Linked DNA regions of Homo sapiens: region 2 is linked to region 1. Evidence: chromatin loops called from intact Hi-C (ENCODE). Cell type or tissue: MCF 10A. All regions are shown on one strand.

Region 1 (8,000 bases):
AGAGACGGGGTTTCACCATGTTGGTCACACTGGTCTCGATCGCTTGACCTCATGATTGTGAGCCACTGCGTCCGACCAGAAACGGCAGGTTTTCTAAGACTGTGGTCCGCTAAGGGCGATGTGAGAGGTAGAGGAGTAGCCATATTGGCACATCCCCAAACAGGTGAGAGAAGGTCCAGTTCCATTGCTTCATGGAGAAATAGGCTCAGGCAGGTGAGGCTCAGGCAGGTGAGGCGCATGTGTCCAGGTCCGACGGCCAGTCAGTGGCAAAGCAGAGACTCCAAACAGGTCCCTGACCCTTTGTGTTAAAATGTACTTTCGAAGATAAACTTTTTTTAGCTCCCACATATGAGTGAGAACATGAGATATTTGTCTTTCTGTGCCTGGCTTATTTCACTTAACATAATGACTGTCCATCCATTTTGCTGCAAATGACAGGATTTCCTTCTTTTTTTATGGCTGAATCGTACTCTGTTGTGTACATGTACCAAATTTATTTATTTATTACTCCATTGATGGACACGGGTTGATTTCATATTTTGGCTATTGTGAATAGTGCTGCAATAAACATGGGGGTGCAGGTATCCCTTTGATATATTGATTTCCTTTCCTTTGGATAAATACCCAGTAGTAGGATTGCTGGATCATATGGTAGTTCTATTTAGGGGAGAGGGGTGATGGGGAGAGATTGGTTAATGGGTACAAACAAACAGCTGGATAGAAGGAATAATTTCCAGTGTTCGATTGCACAGTAGGGTGACTATAGTAAACAATTTATTGTGTATTTCTTTTTTCTTTCTTTCTTTTCTTCCTTCCTTCCTTCCTTCCTTTCTTTTTCTTTCTTTCTTTCTTTCTTTGAGATGGAGTTTCACTCTTATCGCCCAGGCTGGAGTGCAATGGTGCAATCTTGGCTCACTGCAACCTCTCCCGGGTTCAAGCGATTCTCCTGCCTCAGCCTCCCGAGTAGCTAGGATTACAGGTGCCAGCCACCACATCCAGCTAATTTTTTTGTATTTTTAGTAAAGATGGGGTTTCATCATGTTGGCCAAGCTGGTCTAGAACTCCTGACCTCAGGTGATCTACCTACTTTGGCCTCCCAAAGTGCTAGGATTACAGGCGTGAGCCACCATGCCCAGCCTTTTTTTTCTTTTTGAGACAGGGTCTCCCTCTGTAACCCCGGCTGGAGTGCAGTGGCACCATCACAGTTCACTGCAGCCTTGACCTGCTGTGCTCAAGTGATCCTCCCACCTCAGCCTCCTGAGTAGCTGGCAGCACAGGCGCATGCTACCATGCCTGGCTAATTTGTGCATTTCGTAAAGACTGAGTCTCACTATGTTGCCCAGACTGGTCTCAGACTCCTGGGCTCAAGTGATCCTCCCACCTTGGCCTCCCAGAGTGCTGGGATTACAGGTGTGAGCCACTATGCCCAGCCTATTGTATATTTCAAAATAGCTAGAAGAGAAGATTTGAAACGTTCCCAACACAGTGAAATGATAAATGTTCGAGGTGATGGATATCCTGATTACCTTGATCTGATCACTATGCATTGTATGCTTGTGTCACAGTATCATATGTATCCCATAAATATGTACAATTACTATGCATCAATTTAAAAAATTTAAAATGTACCCCCAGGATTTGAATTGATGGAGGTGACTGAGTGACAACACAGAGCGACCAAGGACACTGAAAGAATTCATCACTTGCATCTCCCAGGAGAACAGGGCATGGCACACACGCAGGACCACACACGGGGCCACAGGGGGAGCACCAAGTTTGGTCAGGAGGCTGAAAGGAAGGATCAGAACAGCACAGGCCACAGCCTTTTGTGGGGTTTCCACCCGAAGTGCAAGGCAGGCCAGGGGAAGCAGCCCGGGTCTGGCTAGTTGGAATAATTCCAGGGGGCCTTGGGCTTAGGGGCCGTCCCTAGTTGTCTCTACCTGGCTCTGGGTGATTTAGGGCAGGGGAAATACTGGCTTGGTGTGAGAGTTAAATAGAGATGGTTGGGGGGCCTGTGATTGGGATTGGTTGGAGGGTTTGTAACTATTATTACTTTCAAACACTTGCAAAAACCAGCTTGCAGGGGAGGTATAAATGCTTTTGGCCCTGTGATTTGGCCCTGTGATAAATGGATGCCAAATAGACCAAATACAGTCTCTAAGAAAACACAGTGAAACACCCCAGCCCACAGCTCTTGGCACTGCCCAGGTTGCGTCTGGAGTTAGTGGCCCTGCTAGTCCCAGCAGGGTTTCTTCCTTCTTCCTCTTCATCCAGCAAACCCCAGACAGTGTAATTGGCGGTTTCTTTGCTTCTGTTCCCACAAGAGGAGAGCCGGCCAGCTACAGACACCCCTGCCCCAAGGCCTAGTGCAGCTACAACCAGATGTGGCTGATCCCAGCCCCTGGGGACAGCGATGGGGCCGGAGTCTGGCTGGTGGGGTCAGGGCCCCTGGCGCATCAGCCTCAGAACTTCCTCCTAAGAGCAGAGTGCCCTCTGGTGGGCCACTGGAAAACAACCCAATTCTAATTTCCACGTTTGGAGATGCAATATGCTTCAAGCCGGGTTATTAGGGCTCCCCAGGAAATTTCTCTTTCCCCACTAGTGCCCCTTGTGGAATTCACCTGAGCAGCACTGATGAAAATGTATAAATCAAATATACACTGTGCACAAAGCTTTTTTCCCTCCTCATAAATGAGTCTGGTACTGTTTCCTGACCCAAATACCTGCTCAGTGAGTTTATTGGGTAAATCACCCAAGCAGCTCCAATTACAAGGGGTAGAGTGTGGTCAGGATTAGACTAAGGTGAGCGTTGGGTGCAGGTGGAGGACACACAGCTGAGGTTGAGTAGGCTGGCTGTGGCAGAGGCAGCACTGAGTTGAGCGTTGAAGAGAAACTGGATTTCAGAATAGTGGCTCACGCCTGTAATCCCAGCACTTTGGGAGGCCGAGGTGGGCGGATCACTTGAGCTCGGGAGTTCGAGACCAGCCTGGCCAACATGGTAAAACCCCATCTCTTCTAAAAATACAAAAATCAGCCAGGTGTGGTGGTGCACACCTATAATCCCAGCTACTCAGGAAGCTGAGGCATGAGAATCGCTTGAACCCGGGAGACAGAGGTTGCAGTGAGCCAGATCGCACCACTGCACTCCAGCCTGGGTCACAGAGCCAGACTCCATCTGAAAAAAAAAAAAAAAAAAAAAAAAAAAAAAAGCAGGGGTGGGGTGGGGGAGGAGGGGAGGCACCTACCAGGTGAAAGAAACAACATAAGTCTGGCGCTTCTCCTCACTTTTCACCCCGAACCTGCCCATTCCTCTTTTTCCCTCCCAGCAGTCTTTCCAATCACAGCAGTCTCCAGGTCACACCTCCTTAAAATGCCCTAAGGTCACATGGCAGTTGTCCTATCTCTTGCATCTCACCATCCCCCAGCTTGCACCGGATGCTGCTCGTGAATACTTGGATTCTGAATCCTGCGTTTTGTTGCCAGTCCTGGATCCACCTCTTCCCTGCCTTTATGCAATGCCCCACCCTATCTCACTTTCAGGGACCCTCTGGCAACTCCCCACCTCCTCACAGGCCTCCACGGCAGCTCTACTTACCTAAGCTTACAATATGGGCTTCTGAGTAGGATTTCAGTAGGGAAAAAACAAAAAAGGTCTTGCTTTTTTAAACGAAGTTTGCTGGAGGCCAGGCGCGGTGGCTCATGCCTGTAATCTCAGCACTTTGGGAGGCCAAGGCGAGTGGATCACATAAGGCCAAGAGTTCAAGACCAGCCTGACCGACATGGTGAAACCCCGTCTCTACTAAAAATACAAAAAAATTAGCCGGGTGTGGTGGCGGGCGCCTGTAATCCCAGCTACTTAGGAGGCTGAAGCAGGAGAATCGCTTGAACCTGGGAGGCGGAGGTTGCAGTGAGCTGAGATGGAGCCATTGCACTCTGAGAGTCCTTCCAGCTCTCGCCTGCAGGGTGCAGGGGTCCAGACCCCGGCTGTCTCTGGCCTTTGCTGTCTTAGGAGCTTCTCCTTGCCTCCCTCCCTTTTTAGATCATCCTTCCTCCTCCCGGTGGATTCAGAGGACAATTTTCCATGAAGAACTCAGACTGGGCCATCCCCAGGACTCTGGGTCTTAGGCAGTTGTTCAAGTGATCCTCCTCGGCATCAGGACAGGAGATGAGCCCACTTGCGGCTGAAGAGACCCTAGAGTCACAGGCAAGCCAGTTCACTGGTTTTATCAACCTCGTTATCGCTGTGCCCGTACTGGAAAGTAAACTTGGGTTCTATCATCTGCCCTGCAATGAGCTGACTGGCCACAAGGGAGCAGCAGGAGGCAACAGCCGGGCCTGGAAATTGCCCTTCTAACCGCAGCCCCACCAAACAATGCCCGCCACAAGGTCCTCGGAAGAGAAGGACCCGCGCCCCTGCCGCCAAACTGTGTTCAGAGAGAAGCCACGGCCCCATCGCTGGTTGGGAGAGTGAGAGAGAACTAGAAGGCTTAGGCCCCGACTCCTCTGTGCTCAGCCCTTAGCTGGGCATGGGCAGAGGGGTCTGGGGGTGGGGTGTCCTGAGCCTCTAGTCCCCATCTTTTTTAGCACAGGGGTGTGGGGTCCCCGGAGTGGCTCACGGAGCTCTCAACCTAATGGAGGAGCTGGGACTGCCACACACGCGCACGCACACACACACACACACACACACACACACACACACAATGAGAGAACCACGCGGAGCAGGGGTCGGCTTCAGGGCAGTCCCTAAGAGCTGGGGGAGCGAGTCGGTGGGCGGTTGTGCTGGGCCGGCTTCCGGCAGGCTGGGCGCAGCCAGGGCCGGGTGGGGATCACACTTCAGTCAGGAGGAACCACAGGGCCGCGTGGCGCCCGCCTGCCTGAGCCTGGAGTGGGCTAGGAAGTCAGCCGCAGGCAGAGGGCCCAGGACCCACAGAGCCCCCTCGCCCTGGAGCTGGGGTCTGGAGTTTGAGCGGGGAGAGGGAGCCAGGGCCAGGAGGAGCCGGGCCAGCTGGACTGCAGTGAGTGCAGGGGAAGGCAAGGACAGGGCTACAAGCTTCCCCCACCCTTGGCCAGGGGGCTCCCCAGCACTGGGCAGAGCTGTGGCCTGCGGCAGGGTCCTGGCCAGTCTGTGAAATTGACTCCAGCACCTCGGGGAAGTTTGTCCTCAGCTCCACGTGGGGCAAGAACAGGAGCTGGGCTGGGGGGAAACCGGGAGACCTTGGGGTGGGTAGGGAGAGAATCCAGCGGCCGCCTCCCAGGACCCCGCCAACCCCGCCCCTGCCCGGGCCTCTCACCAGGGCCTCCCCTCACTGGTGCGTGGTCTGCGGAAGCCACGTGCCCTTCTCAGCCTCAGTTTCCCTTTCCGACCTGCACAGGGCAGGACCAGAGGTTCTCTGAGAACCCTCCCAGAGTGACAGGCCGGAGTGGAAGCGCATCTTGCGCTGTGGGGACAGACACGCTGACACAGACTGAGGATAAAGACTTTAATCTGGGCCCTTTGTGCCCATGGCTCCAGTTCAGACAAGGGGATGGGATCTCCCTCACTGTGGCTCTTCTTCGTCCCTGGAAGGCCTCCCCTGGACCCAGGCGCTCAGGGTGGGGGCGGTGAACACCAACGGTGGAGGTCCCAGGTAGTCCCGGGAGACAGTCAGGAGTCTGGGGTGAGGAGGCTTCAAGACCTCTCAAGGCTTTGCAGGTATTTAACTGCATTCTTCACTCTCTTGTTGTTGGGGTCCGAACAGATGGCCCTGCCCTGCACAGTTACAAAACTACACAGAAGGAGGACGTTACCAGGAGTGGCAGGGGGGGAAGGGCCCCCAGAGTCCCTGGGACGGCCCGCCCTGTGCTGACCAGGATTCCAAGGCTCCAAGAGGGGCAGGAAGTTGCTGCTGTCACACAGGGCATTGGTGGCAGATCTGGGACTTCAGGCTCTGTCCCGAGTAATCTCGACCCTCCCAGGGAGCCAGGGCTGCAGGAACTTGTGCCCACCCCTCAGCCTGCCCATGCCCCCAGACAGTCTAGAGCCTGGGACGTGGAGACTGCGGGCAGGGCTCAGGCCCAGGCTGGGGGAGGTGACCACATTGCCCCTGACCAGCTGTGTGACCTGGGGGTGTTCATTGCTCCCGGGGCCTCAATTTCACCACAAATCAAGGAATAGGTTGGACCTCATGGCCTGCGGCCCTTTTGGGTCCCACAGTGTGGGGAGCCTGCAGGGGTTGGGGAGGAAGGCCCCGCTGTCTCTTCCCTGCTCCCCATTGGCCGTCCTGGGAGCTCCAGGGTGCACTTGTCCCCATGCTTGGCCCTGAGGAGCAGGGGTGGAGCCAGGGGGACTTACACGATGGCATCCCTGGAGCAGTCCTCAGATGTCTGGTACCACGTCTTCAGCTTTCTAAGGGGAATGGCTCCCTTGAAGTACTCCAGGCAGCACTCCCGGCCCACATTGGTCCCTCGAGCTGCAGGGAGAGGAGCGGGGCAGGGGTGTCTGTGAGTGTCTGCGTGTGTGTTGCGGGGACCTCTGGGGGGTGTTCGTGGAAGATCTGCATGTGCGTGTCCATGTGTGCATCTGTGTGTGATGACTGCATGTGTATCACTGCCTATGTGTATGTGTGTGTGTCTGTGTGTTACCATACACAGGTGTGTGTGAGGCTTCTGTGTATGTTGTGGGGTCCCGTGTGTTTGTGGGTGTGCATGTTTTGTGTGTCTGTGGGGGATTCTGTGTGTCCTGTGAGTGCCTACGTGTGTGTCTCTGTGCATCTGTGCGCGTCCCTGTATGTCTATACCTGGCAACCTTATTTCATTTTTCCTTTCCCAACCTAATATAAGAATCTCTTTTTTCAGTCTGGGCGCCGTGGCTCATGCCTGTAATCCCAGCACTTTGGGAGGCCAAGGCGGGTGGATGGCCTGAGGTCAGGAGTTCGAGACCAGCCTGACCAACATGGTGAAAACCCATTGGTGGCGTGGTGGCCGGGCACCTATATTCCCAGCTACTCGGGAGGCTGAGGCAGGAGAATCGCTTGAATCCGGGAGGCAGAGGTTGCAGTGAGCCAAGATCACACCATTGCACTCCAGCCTGGGCGACAGCGCAAGACTCCATCTCAAAAAAAAAAAAAAAAAAAAAAAAAAGAATCCTTTTTTACATGCTCTTGGAAACAATTCTCCTATCTTTATGCTGATTCCCTCATTGTGCATAAAACCTGTTAATAAAACAGAAGCTAATAAATAATTTTGAGAATTGTTCATTTTCCATTGCACAACTACAGCCACAGCCCCCACCTCACGGCCATTGCAGCCCAAGATGTGCTCGCCTTGGTCCTCACCAAGCCCACCCGCAAGAGCTGGGGCATCGTCATCATCAACATTTTTCTCTGCTTGTTTCCCTCAAAATCCTAGTGCTGTGGGCTTCTCACGTCTTTTGTGGGAGTAGGTGGGGTGTAAATAATACACAAACGTGTGTATTGCTGTGGTGGTCTTCATGCCCCCAACCCCTGTCCTCCCGGTGCCTGCCCCTGGCCACCTGTCCCCTGCTCTCACCTGCGTGGATGTGCTGCAGAGAAGCCCCCAGGAGGAGGGTGACCAGGGCCAGCATCTTCAGTGGGGCCATGGTGCCAGGAGCCCAGGAGGGAGTCTCTGTGTGCAGGTCCCTCTGCTCAGGGAGACACCCTGCTGAGAGTCGAGGGTGGCAGTGACCTATTTAACCTCTTTGGGGGTCTTGCCCCGCCCCTCTGTCACCTCCTCACATCCTTCCCTAGACCAGTGAAGTTCGAAGAATTTGAGATGATTCAGGAGAAGTCTAGCTCTTGGAATGTTTGTGGATTTCCAGAGAATGGGCACTCAACTGGAGACAGAGGTGGGGTACATGTGTCTAGAGCCCATGGCAGTGACACACTTCTCCTTTCAAAGGGGACATTTCTTGGTTCCTCTATTAGAATTGAAAAGCCTCCACGCACAGCTGGGTTCATCTCTCTGTAGCTGGAGAGCATCCTTCATGCATGGTGGCTTGAGCA
Region 2 (8,000 bases), 330 kb after region 1:
ACAGCAGGGCTAGTGTATAATTGCTATTTTTTTGTTGTTGTTGAGACGGAGTCTCGCTCTGTCGCTCAGGCTGTAGTGCAGTGGCACGATCTCGGCTCACTGCAAGTTCTGCCTCCCGGGTTCACGCCATTCTCCTGCCTCAGCCTCCCGAGTAGCTGGGACTACAGGTGCCCGCCACCACACCCGGCTAATTTTTTGTATTTTTAGTAGAGACAGGGTTTCACCGTGTTGGCCAGGATGGTCTCGATCTCCTGACCTCATGATCCACCTGCCTCGGCCTCCCAAAGTGCTAGGATTACAGGCATGAGCCACCACACCCGGCCATATAATTGCTATTTTTTAAGTTCCAGGGTTGTGGTCACTCTGATGCAGGGACGGTCCCTTTCTAGGATCAGGATACCCAGACTTCTCCAGCCCTTCCAGACAACCTCAGACACCTCCCTCAGCTCTGACCCTGTGCTGAAGTATGTGTGGGTGTGTGTTGGGGAGTGGGAGGTGGAGGACTAAGGGTCCCATGAGGACCACTGATGCCTCTGGCCCCAGGCTCCTAACCAAGGGGTCCCCAGTTGGCCTTTCTTCCCTGGGGAAAGCTCCTCTACTGTTCTCTCCTTCCCAGGGCAAAGGTCTCTTTCTGGACAGCTAGGTTGGGGTGTGTGTGGGATGAGCCTCCAGGTGTGGCTTCCAAGGGCCAAGGGGAGGGTTCTTCACTGGGGTAATTGGGAGGCAGGACAAAGACCAGCAGTCCCTGGAACTTCCTGAGCCTTGCCCCGGGATGAGATGATCTTTTTTTTTTTTTTTTTTTTTTTTTGAGATGGAGTCTCGCTCTTTTTGCCCAGGCCAGAGTGCCGTGGTGCAATCTCAGCTCACTGCAAGCTCCACCTCCTGGGTTCGTGCCATTCTCCTGCCTCAGCCTCCCGAGTAGCTGGGACTACAGGCGCCCGCCACCACACCCAGTTAATTTTTTGTATTTTTAGTAGAGACGGGGTTTCACTGTGTTAGCCGAGATAGTCTCGATCTCCTGACCTCGTGATCCGCCCGCCTCAGCCTCCCAAAGTGCTGGGATTGCAGGCGTGAGCCACCACGCCTGGCCGAGAGATGATCTTTACCAAACCAGCCACTGAATGGTCTTTCCTGGAAGCTCTGGATGTGCCTAGAGTGCATCACAGGTCCTCAGGCCTAGCTTTGGCCATGAAGGGTAGGGTTGGGGGCAGAAGCAGAGCCCAAGAAGGGTGCACAGCCCTCCTGCCTTCCTGAGGGTCTCTCTCTCTCCAGGGAACACACAGACCCGCAGACCAGTTAAATCTCCAGTCCAGGACCACTCCAAAGTCACCCTTTCCTTTTGTTCCAGAGTTGGAGTCTGAGCCCCACTAAATACTCACTGTGTGACCTTAGGCAAGTCATGTTCTCTCTCTGTGTCTTGGTTTCCTCATCTGTAAAATAGAGGAGATTGTTGCTGTGATTGTTGGGCCTAGAGTACATCACAGCTGGCGATGCTCTACAGAAATAACCAGGCAGGGCAGGTGGCTGAGGATCCAGAACTCTCCCCAAGGGAGTGCAGAAATGAGCCATAAGATCATCTTTGCAGCTGAAGAACATAGGTCCTCGTGCCTAACCTCCTTTTGCTCATCCCCTTACTATACAGATGAGAAAACTGTGGGTGTCACAGGAGTGACCTGGGTTTGATTCCTGGTGCCACCAGTTACCAGCTTTGTACCTTTGGAAAAGTTAGGAAAAGTCTCTGGAGTTAGTGTCCCTCTCTGGGGAGGGAGGGTCATGGGATCCTCAGGACAAAATAAGGGGTGCAGGTGCAGGTGCAAAGGCTTGCCCAGCCTCTCCAAGAGACGGCATACTCCAGACCAGTGGGTCTCCACTGCGGCTGCACACTAGAATCACTCAGGGAGCTTTCTAAATACTCTTTTTTTCCCCCAAGACAGGGTCTTGCTCTGTCCTCCAGGCTGGAGTGCAGTGGCATGATCTTGGCTCACCGCAGCCTCCACCTTCTAGACTCAAGGGATCCTCCTACTTCAGCACCCCACCCCACCCCTACCCCCCGCCCCGAGTAGCTGGGACTACAGGTGCATGCTACCACGCCCGGCTAATTTTTGTGTTTTTTTGTAGAGACGAGGTTTCGCCATTTTGCCCAGGCTGGTCTCAAACTCCTGAGCTCAGGTGATCCTCCTGCCTCAGCCTCCCAAAGTGCTGGGATTATAAGCGTGAGCCACTGCACTCAGCCCAAATACTCCTTTTAAAAATAGTGATTTTTAAAAGCTTCCCAGGTGACTCTAATGTGCAGTCAGGGTTGCGATCCACTCATCTACAGTCTTGCTAAGCTAAGTATGGCCCAGCAACATGGCCATCACTTGGGGGCTTCTTAGAAATGCAGAATCCCAGGTGTCTGGGGCTGTCTGGAAGGGCTGGAGAAGTCTGGGTATCCTGCCCCAGACTTGCTGAACCAGAATCTGCATGGTGACAGGATCCTGACACCCTTACAATTTATGTAACTGCAGTTTTACAGCTTGGGAACCACTGGCTGGACAGATGTGTGTTTAGGGGAAGGATAGAGGAGGCAATTTGACAGCACCTGAGGCATGTGAAGGAGGCGAAGGGGGAGTCTGTGACTTCCATCAGAAAGATGGACATTCAGACACAATGGACTTTGGGGACTTGCGGGGGAAGAGTGGGAGAGGGGCGAGGGATAAAAGATTACAAATATGGTGCAGTGTATACTGCTCGGGCGCTGGGTGCACCAAAATCTCATGAATCACCACTAAAGAACTTACTCATGTAACCAAACACCACCTATATCCCAATAACTTATGGAAAAATAAAATAATAATAATAAATAAAACTAAAAAAGAAAGATGAACGTTCAATTTGTACAATTATAAGACTGAGGCCAAGAGACAAAGTAGTAAAAGGAGATTCTCCCCATCTTGCAGATAGACGCGGGTACTTACCAGCCTGATCGCATTCTCAGTGCGATGGCTCACATGCAGAGACGGGGAGCTTCCATTGGATCTTACTGCTTGCCACCCCATAACCTTGCTTTTCTTTGAATTTTATTTGTTTTCATGTATATATTTAAACTGAGCCTACTTTGGGGAGGAAGGGGGCAGGGAGGCTGTACTCCATCCGTGCTGGATAGAAAAACAGGCCGGGCATGGTGGCTTATGCCTGTAATCCCAGCACTTTGGGAGGCCAAGGCACGTGGATCACTTGAGGTCAGGAGTTTGAGACCAGCCTGGCCAACATAGTGAAACTCCGTCTCTACTAAAAATACAAAAATTAGCCAGGTGTGGTGGCGAACATCTGTAATCCCAGCTACTCAGGAGGCTGACGCAGGAGAATTGCTTGAACCCGGGAGGCAGAGGTTGCAGTGAGCCCAAATTGCAGCACTGCACTCCAGCCTGGGTGACAGAGCAAGACTCCGTCTCAAAAAAAAGAAAAAGAAAAAGAAAAATCAAAAAACGGTTAAGGCCTCCAAGCAGGCAGGTGGCAAGAGAGGAAGTTTCTTAATAAAATGAACAAGGCAATTTCACACCAACTTGATGTAGGCCCAGCCAGCTCTGCAGTGCCGCAATACTATGGTTTATTTCAGGGAAGCTGCTGAAAGTTTCTTGGAGTGTAGAATTTGGGCAGATATGAAGGGGGGAAAAGGCGAAGAGAGAAGTAAAATGGCTAAGCAGCAAATGAAAATAGTGTCCTTGAGCTCCGGGGTCCCCTGTCCCCCATGGCCAGGTGCCTCTGCTGGTATCCTCTGCTCCTTCCTCGGCCTTGGCTCCCCTGCCAAGCTATTTCCAGGCTTTGAGGGATTCATCCTTCATTCTTGGGCAAGGAGAGGAGGCAATGCAACCCCTCTAGTGTGAAGGTGATCTTGGGCACACTGAAGGCCAAGGTCAACTCGGCATCATGTCCCAGGAAAGGGAGACAGAATTTCGGACCCAGGGTTGCCTGGTAAACTTCTTGGATCCTCTTCCTGCCTACTTTTTCCCCCATGAGCAGGCTGACGGGCCCATTTGGTGCTAGGTGTGCCCTGACCCTGGCCCGGTAAGGGTGGCCCTGTGTGAAGTATGGGTGCTTGGCACTTGGCTGGAGGACTTTCTCCTCATGCTTGGCAGGGGGCCAGGAACAACCTGGAGGGCTGCAAAGGTCAAGGCCAAGCCACCCAGGTGATGTCACTGGTAGGCTGGGACATCCCAAGCTACTAGGCCGGGTGGGAACAGGCCCCAGCATCGCCTCCTAACTTCCTTCTGGGTCCCACAGTGGAGGAAGTTATCTCATGAATCGCCAGTGGGCTAGCCTGCCCTCCAGTGGTGCTCAGCTGTAACTGCACCACCCTCCCGACTTGGTTTTTCACAATGGGGTGGGAGGCTCCCCCTAAGATCAACTTGTTTTAACTACACGAGGGAGACAGGATGCTGATCTGTCATTTTGGGCATCTCTTCACGTCATATGATATTCGGCTATAAAAAGAGAGGAGAGCTAGGATAACTCGTTTTTGTTTTTTGTTTTTTTTGCCGGTAACTTTGCTCGTCTTGCTTTCCTGACCTCTCCAACAGTCTTAATGTGTGTCTGTGTGTTGTGGGGGTGGCTGCTAACCCACATACCTCAAAGACAGGTAGCAAAGGGTTAAGTCACATTCTATTCCATGCCTGTCTGACTTCCAAAGCCATGTTCCTCTGGTACAACATACCCATGCAAACTCTCTAGGCCAGGGTCAAAGAGCAGCAAAAAGTGGGGTCAGGTGGGGTGTCAAGACAATGGGGAGTGGTGGGGACTGCAGCAAGCTGAGGCATGTGTGCACATCTAAAAGGCACAGTCATGTGACTCTTCAGTGGGAGTGCTGGATTAGCACTTAAAAGCAAGCAGAATCTGAATTTTTATGTAAAATTCCCAATTTTGAATACTGACAATGAATTCAGAAAGTAGTTTCAATGTTATGCAAGTCAAACAAAAAATGTTTCTAACATGCTGAGCTTCTATAACACCCTCACGTTGCAGGCGAGGTCTGGAGAGAGGAGGTAACTTGCCCATGGCCACGTGACTAGAGACAAGTCCTGAGCTGGGAACCCATGTCTCCTGACTCCCAGGCCAGTGCTCCACTCAGCACACCTCTCTGTTGTTTGCGCTGCTGTCCAGTCCTTACGGCAGGGGGTGAACCACCTCTGACTTCAGTGGGGTAAGAGGAAACATTGGATTCACGCTAGACGTGGAATACCATTGTGTTTATTGATCAAGCCTGGCTTCGAGTGTGACAGAGCCATTCTTGGTTCTCCTTGGAAGTAACAAGAACACTGGGTAACATGTGAAGTGCATGGAGACTCACCTGAATCCCACCAAAGTAGTAGCTGGACCCAGTAGCCTAGCTTATTGTCTTGGCAGTGCCCCCTACCCAGTACCATTAGACCTGGCTTTGTCCCTTACATAGGACAGACTGGGCTTCTCCACTCCCGCCAGGCTGGCCCTACCTCCACCTGTCCTTGGAAGCTAGTATGTAAGTAAGGGAGGAGTCATCAAGTTTATAGATGGGTAGGCTGAGGATTGAGGCAGGAGGGGACTTAATGGCTGAGTCCCTGGCTTGTTCCAGAGCCCTGGCCCTTGAGCCCCTGGACTGGTCAGTGCATGGACACTCTCCCCTCCCAGCTCGGGCGGAAGACTTTTCCTGACTTAGCTGCTCCATACACACAATCTATAAATATGTATTTGCTTTAAAAATTAATAAATTAGATCTTGGGCCAGCCTGAGGTCATCTGGCCAGCCATGAGTCCTGTGACATGGACATTTGTCATGTGTCATATATAGACCAACAATCATGTATCCTGCTACTTGGGATGCCAGCACCCATGCCACAGAACACGTGCCACACTGACTTTCATGTAACGCCACATGTCAAGGGGTCACACTGCCACATATAACCGTACGTGTCATGCATTGTCATGACACCCTCATTGTGTGTCGCATGTCCCCAATTGATCACACATATCCCACGTAATGCAGGGTACTCCTTTGTCCAGACCCAGCTCCTGGTTCCCAAAAAAGTTCTCCCTGAGGACTGCAGCAGGACACACGTATCCTTCCTCCTGGGTGGAGTGCAGAGCGCCCTGCCGAGGCTCTTCTTTCCTGAGTCAATTATCCCAGTGGGCGAAAGGTGGATCATTTGGGTGCATCACTTGGCTGGATTCCAAAGGTCTTGAGGGGGCCATCAAGTACCCCAAGGGGCCTGGGGCTGGTTGTCAAAGAAGGCAAAGTCCAGCCTGGGCTCCTGGCTCTTCAGGTGCTGGGCCATGTCGCAGGGAATGGGGTTATTCCAGAGGCTGTGGGGCACAGATATAGGCACTCATTCATCCTCCCATCTTTGCCATCTGTCGTATCTGCAGATTGGGAGGCTGAGGCCCAAAAAGGTAGAGCTGTGCCTAGAGTTACCTGGCAGAGGCAGGTGTTAGACCAGCATAGCTGACCTAGGGAGAGGGTGTACCCCACACCTGCCTCCTGAGTCCTCCAACTCAACCTTCCTCCCTGGGAGATAGTGATGCCAGCTAAGGCCACACTCATATGACACATTTGTGCAAATAAGGAAAAGACCCTCTTTCTTCAAGATGTTTTACTTCCATCTGTCTGAAATTGTCATAATATATGATTTTGGTAGAACAAGGTACTTTACTCTCATCTGCTAGAAATCTAGCAGGTTGACAATGTGAATGGTGCCCCTTAGGTTTAATGCCCTTGTGCAGTGCACAACCTATACAACTGTATGTGATGGCTCTGATTATAGCTGCCATTTTAAGTGCTTACTATGTGCCAGGCATTGGGTTCAGTGCTTTATATGCTCATTTAGTCTTCACAACTCTCTGAGGTAGATACTATCAGTATCCCCATTTCACAGATGAGAAAATTGGGGTTCAGAGAGGTTGAGTTATGGCTACAAAGTTACACAGTTGGCAAGTGGCAGAGCTGGGGTTTGATCCAAGTCTGCTTGCTGCCAAATTCTTGGTGGAGTGGTCCAAGTCTCCTTTGATAATCCCCAGCCCAGGCCCTGCCGCCTCCTCCAGGGAGTCCCATTAGATCTGGGGGTTGGTGTAGCCTCCCACCCACCATCCCTGCCCCTGCAGGCCTCTGTTACCGGATGACTTGGATGCTAGACCCCTGGGCCAGTCCTTCAGCCAGGAGCCAGGCCCCCAAAGCTGTGATCTGATTCTTCTCCAGGCTTCTCAGTGGACAGTGAGGGGAGGGGAAAGAGAAACACGGCCATGAGAATGGGTGTGAGAGTTTCCTAGGTCCCTTCCTCAGGCCAAGGTCAGGGGACACAGTCTCCCACACTACCTTCTCAGGGAACCCAAAAGACAACAGGGGACTGGTGGCAGGTGCAGCAGGAAGGCTGAAGGCTAGAACCCAGGGGGAACTAAGCCTGGCAGGGGCTTGGAACAGGCCAGAGTGTGCAACTCAAGGAAGGGCTTTCTGGGAGGCAGGGGACTGACCCAGTGGCCTCTTGGTGTTCCCGGGATGTAGGTCCCCCTTTAGCCCGTCCCATTCCTCCCCCGGCCCCTCATACTCCACTCTCTTCAGCCGGCCCATCTGCGGCAGCACCTGGGCCAGCTCGGCAGCTGCCTCATCCCCGAGGAGATTCCAGGACAGCCTGCAGGGTAGGGGTCCCAAAGTCAGCGGCAGGAGAGCAAGGAGGTCGAGGGGTGGAGACAAGGCAGTGAATGGGGAAAGCAGGGTGCCAGTCGTGGGGGCAAGGGTTTTCAAGAGAGGCCACCTGATAGGGTGCTTGTGTGTCCTCCCCTGAAGACGTCAGGGTGCAGGTTACCTTCCTCCCTGCTCCCCTCCCCGTCAAGTTTGAATCATGACGTTGTTCACAAGATGTTGCCATTTTTGCCACATACATGTACCTCCTGTATTTAAGATGCATCATATTTTTCTTTAAATTGGCCCCCTCTTTTTTCTTACTTTAAAAAATTAATCTTGGCTGGGCGTGGTTGCTCACGCCTGTAATCCCAGCA

The links. Peaks named below come from ENCODE experiments on the same cell type or tissue, not always from the same donor. Only the 100,000 strongest peaks of a DNase experiment are listed, where the experiment ranks them.
Region 2: it touches region 1 in a loop (8-fold over the local background); 56 of 110 quality-filtered maps call a loop at or near these places.

Annotation. Positions count from the first base shown.
Region 1 is chr16:57,413,530-57,421,529 of GRCh38, reverse strand. It overlaps CCL17 (C-C motif chemokine ligand 17), which reads right to left. Exons shown (of 4, transcript NM_002987.3): 2 at 7,528-7,656; 3 at 6,332-6,449; 4 at 5,467-5,765. The coding sequence starts at 7,597. The coding sequence ends at 5,669. Among named protein-coding and RNA genes, the nearest start is that of CCL17, 13 kb to the right of the region's middle. RefSeq lists enhancers at 3,351-3,865, 4,382-4,897, 4,898-5,413, 7,623-7,672. In MCF 10A, CTCF peaks have their summits at 2,505 (motif pointing left) and 4,312 (motif pointing right); DNase peaks (open chromatin) are centred at 2,509 and 4,309.
Region 2 is chr16:57,080,731-57,088,730 of GRCh38, reverse strand. NLRC5 (NLR family CARD domain containing 5) reads right to left here. Exons shown (of 49, transcript NM_001384950.1): 47 at 7,550-7,633; 48 at 7,121-7,204; 49 at 5,211-6,314. The coding sequence ends at 6,203. Among named protein-coding and RNA genes, the nearest start is that of CPNE2, 7.9 kb to the left of the region's middle. RefSeq lists an enhancer at 4,069-4,198. In MCF 10A, a CTCF peak has its summit at 4,326 (motif pointing left); a DNase peak (open chromatin) is centred at 4,280.